Linked DNA regions of Homo sapiens: all the other regions are linked to region 1. The links are chromatin contacts, found by Hi-C or POLR2A ChIA-PET in ENCODE. All regions are on one chromosome and are shown on one strand. The core of a region is the stretch at or near the end of the contact, and the rest is flanking DNA. Distances in the headings are between cores, read along the strand shown.

Region 1 (3,619 bases), core at 1,120-3,619:
TATATATATATATATAATCTGAAAGGCTATACATAAATATGTTAATAATAATTATCTTTTTGGCTTACTTGTAGTTTGTAATGTTTCAACAATAAGTATGGATAATTAACAAGATAGGGATAAAAAGATAAGTAATAGGATGGCTTACTCGAAACCAAAGCAAACACTGATCAAGCTTATTAAATAATAAAGTTACTAAAATGAAGAAGGAACTGAAGATCTTAAAAAAAAGAAATCACATAACTATATATGATTTCCAGTGATTTTCTGCCACCCTGTGGGGAATTCTGCACATTGCAGAACTGAAGAAGCAAAGTATGAAACTACAAAAACTTCTGTAAATCAAGATGAAATTTCTTGGCCCAAGTAGTTGTTTAGCTAAAGCTCTGTTGATCAGTTTTGTTTTCTCTACTAGCTATTTAGTGAAATTGCTAGACTAGGATAAAAAGAATACCTAATACTTAAATGTGATTACAATATGACAACCAAGGTCCTAATACATATATATGAATTCATCTCACAAAAACCCTATAAGGTAGGTACTATTTTCTTCCCATTTTATCAAAGAGACGGACTTTAATCTACCAATGGTGGGTAAATGTTGCCAAAGCAATGTGAAATCCAGGCAGAATGCTGCATTTTTAGTCAATGATTTAAAATTTTGAGCTTTTCTGTTCCCCTCAGGCCTGATCGTACCCCAATGGAATCACCCAAATACTTGATGCTGAGCCTTTCTATGGATTTATCAGATGAAACTTTGGAAAGGGACTTTTTTTTTTTTTTAAGACAGGGTTTCGCTGTCACCCAGGCTGGAGTGGAGTGGCGCGATCTTGGCTCACTACAACCGCCGCCTGCCAGGCTCCAGAGAGTCTCCCACCTCAGCCTCCCAAGTGGCTGGGACCACAGGTGCATGCCACCAAGCCCACCTAATTTTCTTCTTTTCTTTCTTTCTTCCTTTCTTTCTCTTTGCTTCTTTTTCTTTCTTTCTTTCTCTGTCTCTTTTTTTTTTTTTTTTTTTAAGAGATGGGGTCTCGCCATGTTGCCCTGAGGTCTGGCGATCTACCGACTCGGCCTCTCAAAGTGCTGGGATTACAGTCATGAGCCAGCACGCCCAACTGAGAGAGACTATGATGTTCTCCAAACAAATCTCATTTGGTTGAAACTCTACAGCTGAGTATGGTCTAATTTGAGTAGTTTACCTTGAGTACTCTAACCATGGTCTATAGACCTGGGCTCTTCTGAGAACTGTTTGCAAATGGTTCACAGAGAGAGAGTAGAAAACTCTATGTCAATTTTGCAGGTAATTTTATGGCTGTTAACTCTAACGATAAAAAGTTTTGACTTGGACTTTGTATGTCTTTTCATTTTTCTGTTTTATTAACTTGTCAAAAACTAATTGAAAATTGAAAAAAATAAACCGACCGTTCCCCCAGTGAAGAGAAGCACTGCTGTAAAGCTTTTCACACTCAAATATTACCAAACTCTAAGGTCGCTTCTGAGGCCTAACTCCCCAAAATGATGCCTCGGATATTTTTCCTCGCCTTATTTCTTTTTTTTCTTTTTCTTTTTTTTTTTTTTTCCTTTTTCCTTTTATTTGAGACGGAGTTTTTGCTCTGTTGCCCAAGCTGGAGTGCAATGGCACGATCTCGGCTCACTGCAAACTCCAACTCCGCCTCCGCCTCCGCCCTCGCCTCCTGAGTAGTTGGGATTACAGACGCGCGCCACCACGCCCAGCTAATTTTTGTTTGTTTAGTAGAGACGAGGTGTCACCATGTTGGCCAGGCTGGTCTCGAGCTCTTGACCTCCGGTAATCCACCCGCCTCGCCCTCCCAAAGTGCTGGGATTACAAGCGTAAACCACCGCGCCCGACCTCCTCCCCTTATTTCATCCATTTTATAATTCACATTATTGATCGCTGATAATTGCACCTATTGTAATGATACTGATAATTGCACCTGTTGTAATAATATTGATATTGATAATTGCACCTATTGTATTACAATATTATTATTGATATCGATAATTTCACCTACTGTAATGATCAATAAAGGCAGGCAGAAAGAAAACAAAAGTAACTGAAACTACCAGGCAGCGTCCCTGCGAACAGCAAAGAGGGAAGAAACGCCTTGAGGCGTAGTAACGCCACCAATAAGGAGTCGACGCGACGGGTCCGCCCACAGGCAAGGAAGGCCGACCCCGCGAGTGCAGGCGCGAGCGCTAGCCCGTGACGTCTGAGGGGGTTGGGGGGATGCTGTGTGGGTTTCAAGAAGACGCCACGCCTCCGCCGCCGCCACGCCCCCGCCGCCTCCACCGCCGGCTGCCGCGCCCGGAGGAGGTCGGGATGTTATCACTTCCGCCGGGGCTTCTCACTGTGTCCGGGTCAGCTGCTGCCGCCGACGCCGTACCGCTGCGGCCGGGGGATTGGGCCGGGGTCTCCACCGCCGACCGAGGGGAGCGGGCTCCGCTCGGCCCTGCTTTTTGCGACCTGGCCGTCAGCCCCACGTCGCCGGCCTGGAGGGGCGAAGAGGACGAGGGGGCCAAGGCTTCCTCCGGGGTGAGTGCGGCCTGGGAGAACTCGGCACGGTGGCTCCGGAGCTGGACTGGGAACCGGCCTAGGGGCGAAAGTCTGTCGGGCGCGTGCCCACGACGTCCGGGGAGAGGAAACCCAGAGAGTTACCCTTGGTAGGGGGAGCCATAGAACCTGCTCGGGAGGTGCTTCCTGGATCCCCGCCCTGCTTAGGTCCCCGCCCTTGGCTTGGGTCCTGTTTGTATTTGGCAGTTTGGCCCCCCACCCCGTCGCTTTTCCGTTTCTGGTAGTTGTGCTCGGGATGGAACCTTGCCCCTCCTCCGCTCCCCCACCCTTTTACCCTGGTGTGGGTGAAGTGGCTGGGCTACGATGGTTCAGTATTTATGACCAGCGTCCGTCCTGGTACAGAACAAAGAAACTTGGACTTCTGGTATGCCTCGTAACCGCGGGGAATAGACACGGAAGCAGCATAAGTAATCAGGGCTTTAATAGATCTTCCCTAGTACGCTAAACCAAATACAGAGTGTGTACGTCAAAAGCCGAGTCCCCGCGTGAATCTAGACACAACCCTTTCTGTTTAAATACCTGGCAAAATGGTTTGGATTTCTGGATGCATTTCATGCCGCTGGAGAGTTACTTGTCTGTGTCTTGTGAGCTCTTTGACGAAACAGCTTTTCCGGTGTTGCATCAAGATAGTTACGGTGCCTCCTATTTATTTAATTGAATAAACTATGTGATTGCATTTTAGTGTTGCTTTTTTCATTCTCACCTTCTCTTGATTAGGATCTCTATTTCACCTAATACCTGATTTCGTATTTTCAATTAAATGTAGTTTTTCTAACATTTTATAGGAATCTCTGCAATTGTAGAAACAAATTCTGTAATTTGTAAATGGATGTTTCCTCAAAGTTACAACTGACCTTACCCAATTAAGTTACCCCTGCAGACTAGTTTCTTGATCATTTTGCACATATTCTTAGTTCTTTTTGGTTTACATTTTCTCTAAACTCTATTCCTAGTCTTCATATTCTCTAGTGCAGCCTAATACTGCTGGGCTTAGACCGGAAGTATGACAGATCCACTTCTGCAAAC
Region 2 (3,619 bases), core at 421-2,920, 890 kb before region 1:
GTAAAGGAAAAAAAATTTTTAACTTAAAGCTGATTTATTTGCTGTTTGGCTCAATATTAAATTTAAGTGAAATTTGGTTTGTGAGTCAACAATTGTTATGACATTTTTAGTAATCCTCGTATTTTTTTAAGTTTCAAACTCCATTCTAATTCCCAACCCTTGAATATCTTTTAAAAAGAGGTCGTCATTTGATGAGCTAAATTCAGCGTTTCCCCTTTTTAAATCTAGAGCTTTTCTTTTTCAAAAATGATAAACATTTAGTAAAAAAGTAAACTACAGTAGCTTTTGGGGGGTAATAAAACAATTTTAAACATGGATGAAAAAAACTATTAACCCCTTGGTTTCTGAAGATTTATGGTTAGATCATTTGGTTCACTTAAGTATATACAGTTTGCCTAAAAAATAAGATAGAGGATATGTCAGAAACTCTGCATGAGGTAGCGACAAGCATTCATTTGCATATTTTTTAGGATAAATAGATAATACAAGTGGATTGTGGATTTGGATTTTGGTGTTATAACAAGTGTGAAACAATGGTAAAACAATCTGATTTCTGTGTCGGAATCTGAGGAATGAATATAGATCTTCCTATTTGCTTAAATGTTATTTGTTCCTGGTGCTACACAGAGGTATAAGAATGCACGTTTATATGAATTTTGCATTGCTGAAGAAGTCAAAGCTGATCTGAGCTAGAATAACCAGGGTAATAATAATGACAAATAATCACCAGGCTTGTAAAGGATAATAGTGCTTACGTGTTCCTATTAGAAAGATGAAATTGCAGCGTTTCATGAAAAAGAAGAAAAAAAATAAAAAGCAAGGAAAAACTGCTGTTTAAACCTTTCTATCATAGAAATAAGGCAGTGGTTCAGAAGTGAAGACTTGTGGTTAAGTTTCAGATCAGTTATTGAAGCCAACCGTTTTACAAACTGCGCCACCCAGAAGTGTGATTTTTTTTCACCACATGAGAAGTATTCTCTTTTTCACAGAATGTTATTTTCATTTTTCGGTTGTTGGAAAGGTTTTTTTTCTCCTTCTTTTTATTTGTTCATCTCACTTCAAATCTTCTGTAGAACAGTGGGTGAAAATAAGTAAATAAATTTGTTTCAGCAAATACTTAAGTGCCTATTGTGTGCTAGGTAATTCAGGTACCACCTTTGTGCTTTTATAATAGGAGCTGAGACACCTTCCTCCCAATCAAGTGTCTTAAGCCATGAATCAGCATTTAAAAAATGCACTGAGAAGTTGGCAGCCACACTTAGTCAGAGAAGGCTGCTTTATGGCTGTTGGACTTACACATTTGCATTTGCTATAAGCTACATGCCATTTAAAACAAAGGAGATTTCTGTGACATGCCAAACAATGCAATGAAATGTTAATGTAACTGGATAAAGTCAAACCCTATACTTATGGATGAACATGATTTGCTTCCACATAAGCCATAAGTTAGCTCTAAAATCCTGCCTGAAACAGTGGTTCTGAAACTGTAGAGTAGAACCCATACTCCAGAGAGTCTTAAGAAGGCGGATCCCTGGGTCTCACACAGAGTTTGATTCTGTCAGTCTGGGGTGAGGCCCACGAAGGCATGTATTTACACAGCATCTCAGATGTTTCTGATGCAACTGGTCCTTAGGCCTCACTTTGTGAAGCTCTCTGTTCTAGCCTGTCAGAGCCAGGTGGACCGCAGAGTCCTCCAGTCCTCTAGTGGTTCCCAAATGTCATTGATCTTCACAGTCATCTGGGAAGCATTTAAAAAATAAATGCCTTTCTCCAGCAACACCTGCACAGATCCTGCTTCCAAAAGCCTAGGAGGGGAGGCCAAGGAATCTTCTTTTGTAAAAGATCCTCTTGTGAGGATAAGACAGGTTTGGGAACCACTGCTCGGGGCTAACCCTTTCCTCTTACTCACGAGGAAAGGGAATCTCAGAAAGGTAAATTATATTAAGGTAACCATTCACTTCTCTTTAGTTCACTCCCTTCAGCATGGAAGAGGTGCCAGATGTGAGCAATTTCTGGCATTGTTATTAACACACTTGAAATATTTTTCTGTTAACTTTGGCCTTGCTATCAACCAGCATGCAGAAGCAAGTGGGCAGACTGTTCCCTCAAATCTCTTACCCCAAGTGGCCCAAACAGGAGAGAACCCTGAGGCTGTTTTGGTGCTGGAGGCTGCTGTGAGACTTTTCAAATACTGTACTCCTTTTCGTCATAAAGCCTTGTCCAGAAGCCCCAGCCTCTGCATGTGACATAGACACAATGTATTTTAGCCTTCACTGTGTGCCTGGGCTGGGTCTTGCCAATACTGTGACCACTTAGCAGGAGCAGGCTAAGAGTCTTACTGCAGAAGTCAAGGCCAACTCAGTGGAAACAGTGATGTCTTTTCAAGGTTGCTTTATTCAGCGACAAAGTAAAGGTTTCAGTGCCCTGGAAGCTGATCAGTGCTTCCTGTTTAGCACATGGCCTTTCTCAGGCACTGAGCATCTGGTGTGTATCTGCCAGTGTCCAGGCTCTGGAGGTGACATCCAAACAGGGGAGACCAAATGCTGCCTTCGTGCAGCTTAGATTCTAGTCTGGTGGGATAGATGAAAGTAGACTTCCTCTGGCTGGTGTGGAGAAGGACTACCTGCCTGCTTCCACACTGCGACACCAGCCCCCTTTTTCTTTTGAAAATGCTGGTGTAGTATCTATCTCATTATTGTGGCAGATGTGATGCTGGCGGCCGAGGGGACAGCAGTGATCATGTCAGTCTCTGGTCTCTGTGAGTGTACATTCTGGTGGGAGAGGTAGGTAATACTTAAGTAAACATATCAATGAACTAGATAAATGCAGATAATAACAACAGCTAGGCCAATGTAAAAACAGTATAATGGTTTAGAAATGCTTATGGCCTCATGGGTCAACATCAGGGAACTGAATCAAAAAATTTTCCCAACTGATGGTGAACATTTTGCAATAGACCTCACAGGTCATCTGCTCCCAACCTGGTCTGCGTATTAATCTATCTAAAGAGTTTTTAAAAGATATATAAGCCCAGGCTGTGCTCTTACAGATTTCTGATTTTACTGGTCCCAAGGTGTAGAGCTCAAGTATTGCTACATTTTTAAAGATAACTCAGATAATTCTGGTTGAGAAACCTCTGAAGCCCAACACCCTCACTTTGTACATGAGTCACCCTGTCCGCAGTGTAGCAAAACAATGTTGAGTAGTGGAAACCCCCCTACATAGGGTGGGGGAAGATGAAGATATGGGTTATTGTCCCAGATCTGCGATGCAATAATTGTCAGGTTAAACCTCAGTTGTTCACTTTCCCTGTTTTTAAAGTTAAAGGGTTGGACTTGGTAGTCACCAAGATCTTTTCCATCTCTACCGTTCTATGAAAGTGTTTCTATTAAAACAGAAACATGCTCTAGTTTCTTGTTTGAGACTTGGGAGAGGCAAACAAATGCCTCCTACTTTCCTTATTCCCTGTCTCTACCCTTAATTGCTATAGGTCCTTCTATCAGCTAATCAGTTCCTTTTGGAAGTGAAAATTTAAGACAGAAAGAGGTAATTACTTTATGCTATTTAAATAAATTTAAGAACAAGCAAGTTTTCATTAATATTAATAATAAATATGCCC
Region 3 (3,619 bases), core at 647-3,146, 820 kb before region 1:
AAGCTGAGCAGAGGTAGGTTTGATTTTTTTTTTTTTTTCTTGAACTAGAACAAAAACCTTCCATTTTTGTCATGAAATCTTGGTTGGCTGAGCCTTAAGCAGAACTGTAATGAAAGTACAATTTTCAGATATGAATAAGGATTTGATTGAAAGCTGACATGATACCATGAAAAATGACCTGACTCACTTTAGGTTTGCCTCCACCTTACCATAAATACTAGTGACTCTGTCCTGTTTGCTTGTCAAATATTCAATCCTGAAATAAATCCATAGGCCTTAGGCAAAGCGTGCCCTTGAACATGGCACTTTGGCTAAAAAATGCACTCATACCGAAGTGGGGCCAGAAATGGCTGAGCCGATTCCCTGAGGCTCCCGGACAAGTCAGCTTCCTCTTCCATGGTCTCACTTTCCAGTGCAGTCTGGGAGCCCTGCCCCCTCATGCTTGCTCTATGTGCTTTTAAATTAGGGATTTTTCACAGGTGTTGTGGTATTTACCAAGATAAATTAAATGAGATCATCACTAGGAGAATTCCCAAACCCAAAACTAAACTAGCATTTATCTGGAAAGTATATAATTGGGCTCTAATTCTCTTATCCCATTTATACATGCAAAGTGTTTCAGGGAGCTAAGAGTATCATGAAAGTGGCCCAAGTCTTGTTGCTGCTTCTCCAAAGCTACTTAAATTTCCCTGGTATTTCTTTTGGGGCTTAAAGCCTGCTATCTCTTTAACTAAGACTCTTGACTTCATTTTAGGCTAAACTTTGTCATCAGATTTTAAACAAGTGAAACCAATTGTATAATAGGAAAATAAATTATAAACCAACACATCCTAAGTCCAATTCTCTCTTTCAAGTGTAGTATGCACAACCTATTACTTTTAGTGAAAAATATGACTTCATCCTTGGCTAGGAAATTTTGCCCTTGGTGTACAATTAGTACCTGAATTAGACATTCCAGATAAACGACCTAGGTTTTAAGTGCAAATTAGGTTTGTTACTATAATTGATATCTAAAGCTTTGCGCAGGAGAAACAGCTGATATACTGGGCAAAGCATGAGACAAGAAATCCGCTTATATGGGTTGTGGTCCTGGCATTAATATAAGTTATACAACCCAGTATACACCACGTAACATCTGCGAGCTGTAGTTTCTCTACTCCTAGAATATAAAGGTCTGTGTCTGAATCATAGCTCTGCTACTTGCCAGCTGTGACACCTTGAAGAAGTCACTTCACTGTGGTTCAGTTTCCTCCTCTGTAAAATGGAGATAATACTAGTACCTTTCTCTTGGGGTTGTTATAAGGATTAAGTGAGAAAACATACATATTCAGGATAGACACAAATTATGTGGGACTGGCATATAGTGAATGCTATATGTGTTAACTGCTATCATAATTATTAATGTCATTATTATTTGTTAAACAAGGACAGTTTGGACCAGATGCTATCTAAAGTTCCTTCCCACTATGAAAATCTGTGACTAACTCAGAAGCGAGGACTTCCCATCTGAAGTATCGAGGCGCTGGCTGTATTGCTGAAGCAGTCATGGTTGGGGCACATGACTTGCCCCAGTCACAAAGTGAGGTAGACTATAGATTATCTGCTGAGCTCAGACAGAAGCCAGGTCTCCTAACTCCTAGCCCAAGGTATTTCACTATTCCAGACTTTATCTGAGAGACCACGCTTAAATTCTCGAATTTTATTCAGCCTGACCATACTCGCCTTTGCTGAAATGGAGATTTAAAAATAGCAAAGTGTCTAAAATCTTACACTTGCCAAATCGACTATGAATTGGAATGAAAGGCTGTTGGTGAGCAGATGGTGTGAATGCAACCACTGCCCTCTACTGGTATGTCAGGTACACTGCATGATTTGTTGTCTCACTTTTTATTGGCTGTTTTAAATAGGTAGGGATAAGTGGCCACAGTTTCTTAAGACAAAGTGAAACCACAAGATGCTAAGTATCTTATTAACTAGAAATGAAACATAACCTGGAAGGAAATGATATGAGCCTCTTCTCATCCTTCACTCCACAGCATCCCCCCCTACTTCCCTGCGAAGACTCTTCATCTTCATCATTTTTTTATCGGCAAAAATTGGTTTACATTCTAGAAACGACCTTATATAGTGAGAGTTCTTTCCAAAAGAGGTAGTTCACTACCTTATTTATGTATTTTCTTGTTTCTTACTCCCCATTATTTTTGTCTTTACTCACCTATTCTCCAGCGTCATTGATTCTAAGACATGTAATTTACTGGCTTCTCTCTCTCACTCTCAGTTTCTCATTCTTTCCTTTACATTTGTTCTTTTATTTGTGTTTTATTTTTTATGTTATTTATTCATGCTGTTTTAGTGTCTATGTGTTGCCAAGTAGGGCCATTCAGGTTTATTATGTTTCAGTGTCTCTAAGGAGATTCTGGTTTCCAGCTCCATTTAGGTGAACCTGCTCTGTTTTCACACAAACAAGTCTGCTTCTGTTTGACAAAAGCAGTAACAAATTTCCAAACAAAAAGATATTCTCCCTAGTGTTGCCAAGTTTGCATTCAGCACCGTTCTTTTAAAATGACTTGCCTATTCTATACTCAAAACCCTAGGGAGAGGGATCATTTTTTGATATGGTTTTATATTCATGGGATTTTGTCAATTCTTTTAAAAAATACTTCTTTAATCATCCTTCCCTTCCAGAACAATTATTACCAAGCTGCTCCAAATTGTTAGTTCCTGGCATCTAGATTCTAGCAGCCTTCTATGTGGTCCTCCTGCCTGAGCTTCTCTGTGCTCCAATACACCAAGCACAAAACTGCTTGTTCCATTTCCCCAGATATAATTTTCTTTTTTTTTTTTTAAGAGGGAGTCTCGCTCTATTGCCCAGGCTGGAGTGCAGTGGTGTGATCTCGGCTCACTGCAACCTCCAGCTTTCAGGTTCAAGCGATTCTCCTGCTTCAGCCTCCCAAGTAGCTGGGATTACAAGCACCCGCCACCACGCCCAGCTAATTTTTGTATTTTCAGTAGAGACAGGGTTTCATGATGTTGGCCAGGCTGGTCTCGAACTCTTGACCTCAGGTGATCCACCTGCCTCAGCCTCTCAAGTAGCTGGGATCACAGACAGCCAACACCACGCCAATTTTTTTTTGTATTTTTAATAGAGACAGGGTTTCACCATGTTGGCCAGGCTGGTCTTGAACTCCTGACCTCAAGTGGTCTGCCCAGCTCAGCCTCCCAAAGTGCTGGGATTACAGGCGTGAGCCACCACACCCAGCCAATCTCTTCCTTTTCTGACAGCTTCAATTACTTTTTTCTTTCTCTTCTTCTGTAATTCAACTTTATACCTTATTATCTAGACTTGAATTGTCCTTCCAGTGTGTTCATACGTGTTCACCAGATTACAAGCTCCTAGAGAAAACTTCTTTGGCCTCTAGGTCTTTCATATCTTCAAACTCCTTATGCTCAAGTATAATAATAACTAATATTCTGTAGCACATTCTAAGTAATCCTCCCCATTCTAAGGGCTCAACTCTTTTAATTCTCATGGCAGCCCTGTGAAATAGGTACCATTTCCCTCATTTTACAAATGAGGAAACCAAGCACAAAGAGGTTAAATAACATACCCGAGATCACA

What was found. A loop is a pair of places that touch in the nucleus more often than their neighbours do. ChIA-PET counts read pairs that join two places held with the same protein, here RNA polymerase II (POLR2A). Pooled maps may share reads with other maps.
Region 2: a map of naive thymus-derived CD4-positive, alpha-beta T cell shows a loop between it and region 1 (5-fold over the local background). The contact joins the enhancer-like site here to the promoter of BNIP2 in region 1. A Hi-C loop is called at or near these places in 4 of 168 maps with a recorded cell type or tissue (B cell, CD8-positive, alpha-beta T cell and naive thymus-derived CD4-positive, alpha-beta T cell), 4 of 37 single-sample maps with no recorded cell type and 15 of 50 pooled maps. POLR2A ChIA-PET finds 5 or more read pairs at or near these places in 2 of 52 experiments (B cell and activated naive CD4-positive, alpha-beta T cell).
Region 3: a pooled map shows a loop between it and region 1 (4-fold over the local background). The contact joins the enhancer-like site here to the promoter of BNIP2 in region 1. A Hi-C loop is called at or near these places in 3 of 50 pooled maps. POLR2A ChIA-PET finds 5 or more read pairs at or near these places in 2 of 52 experiments (CD8-positive, alpha-beta memory T cell and PC-9).

What each region holds. Positions count from the first base shown.
Region 1 is chr15:59,688,070-59,691,688 of GRCh38, reverse strand. It overlaps BNIP2 (BCL2 interacting protein 2), which reads left to right and starts at 2,369. Exons shown (of 10, transcript NM_004330.4): 1 at 2,369-2,554. RefSeq lists a silencer at 2,092-2,601 and an enhancer at 2,015-2,663.
Region 2 is chr15:60,582,147-60,585,765 of GRCh38, reverse strand. All of the region lies in intron 2 of RORA (RAR related orphan receptor A), which reads left to right. All of the region lies in intron 3 of RORA-AS1 (RORA antisense RNA 1), which reads right to left. Among named protein-coding and RNA genes, the nearest start is that of RORA-AS2, 98 kb to the left of the region's middle. RefSeq lists an enhancer at 678-727. Within about 2 kb of position 1,670, at least 5 of the 41 ENCODE cell types and tissues checked have a DNase peak (open chromatin) inside an H3K27ac peak, as active enhancers do; they include CD8-positive, alpha-beta T cell, where a contact is called at or near this core.
Region 3 is chr15:60,506,213-60,509,831 of GRCh38, reverse strand. All of the region lies in intron 5 of RORA (RAR related orphan receptor A), which reads left to right. All of the region lies in intron 2 of RORA-AS1 (RORA antisense RNA 1), which reads right to left. Among named protein-coding and RNA genes, the nearest start is that of RORA-AS1, 29 kb to the right of the region's middle. RefSeq lists an enhancer at 1,550-1,659. Within about 2 kb of position 1,896, at least 3 of the 41 ENCODE cell types and tissues checked have a DNase peak (open chromatin) inside an H3K27ac peak, as active enhancers do.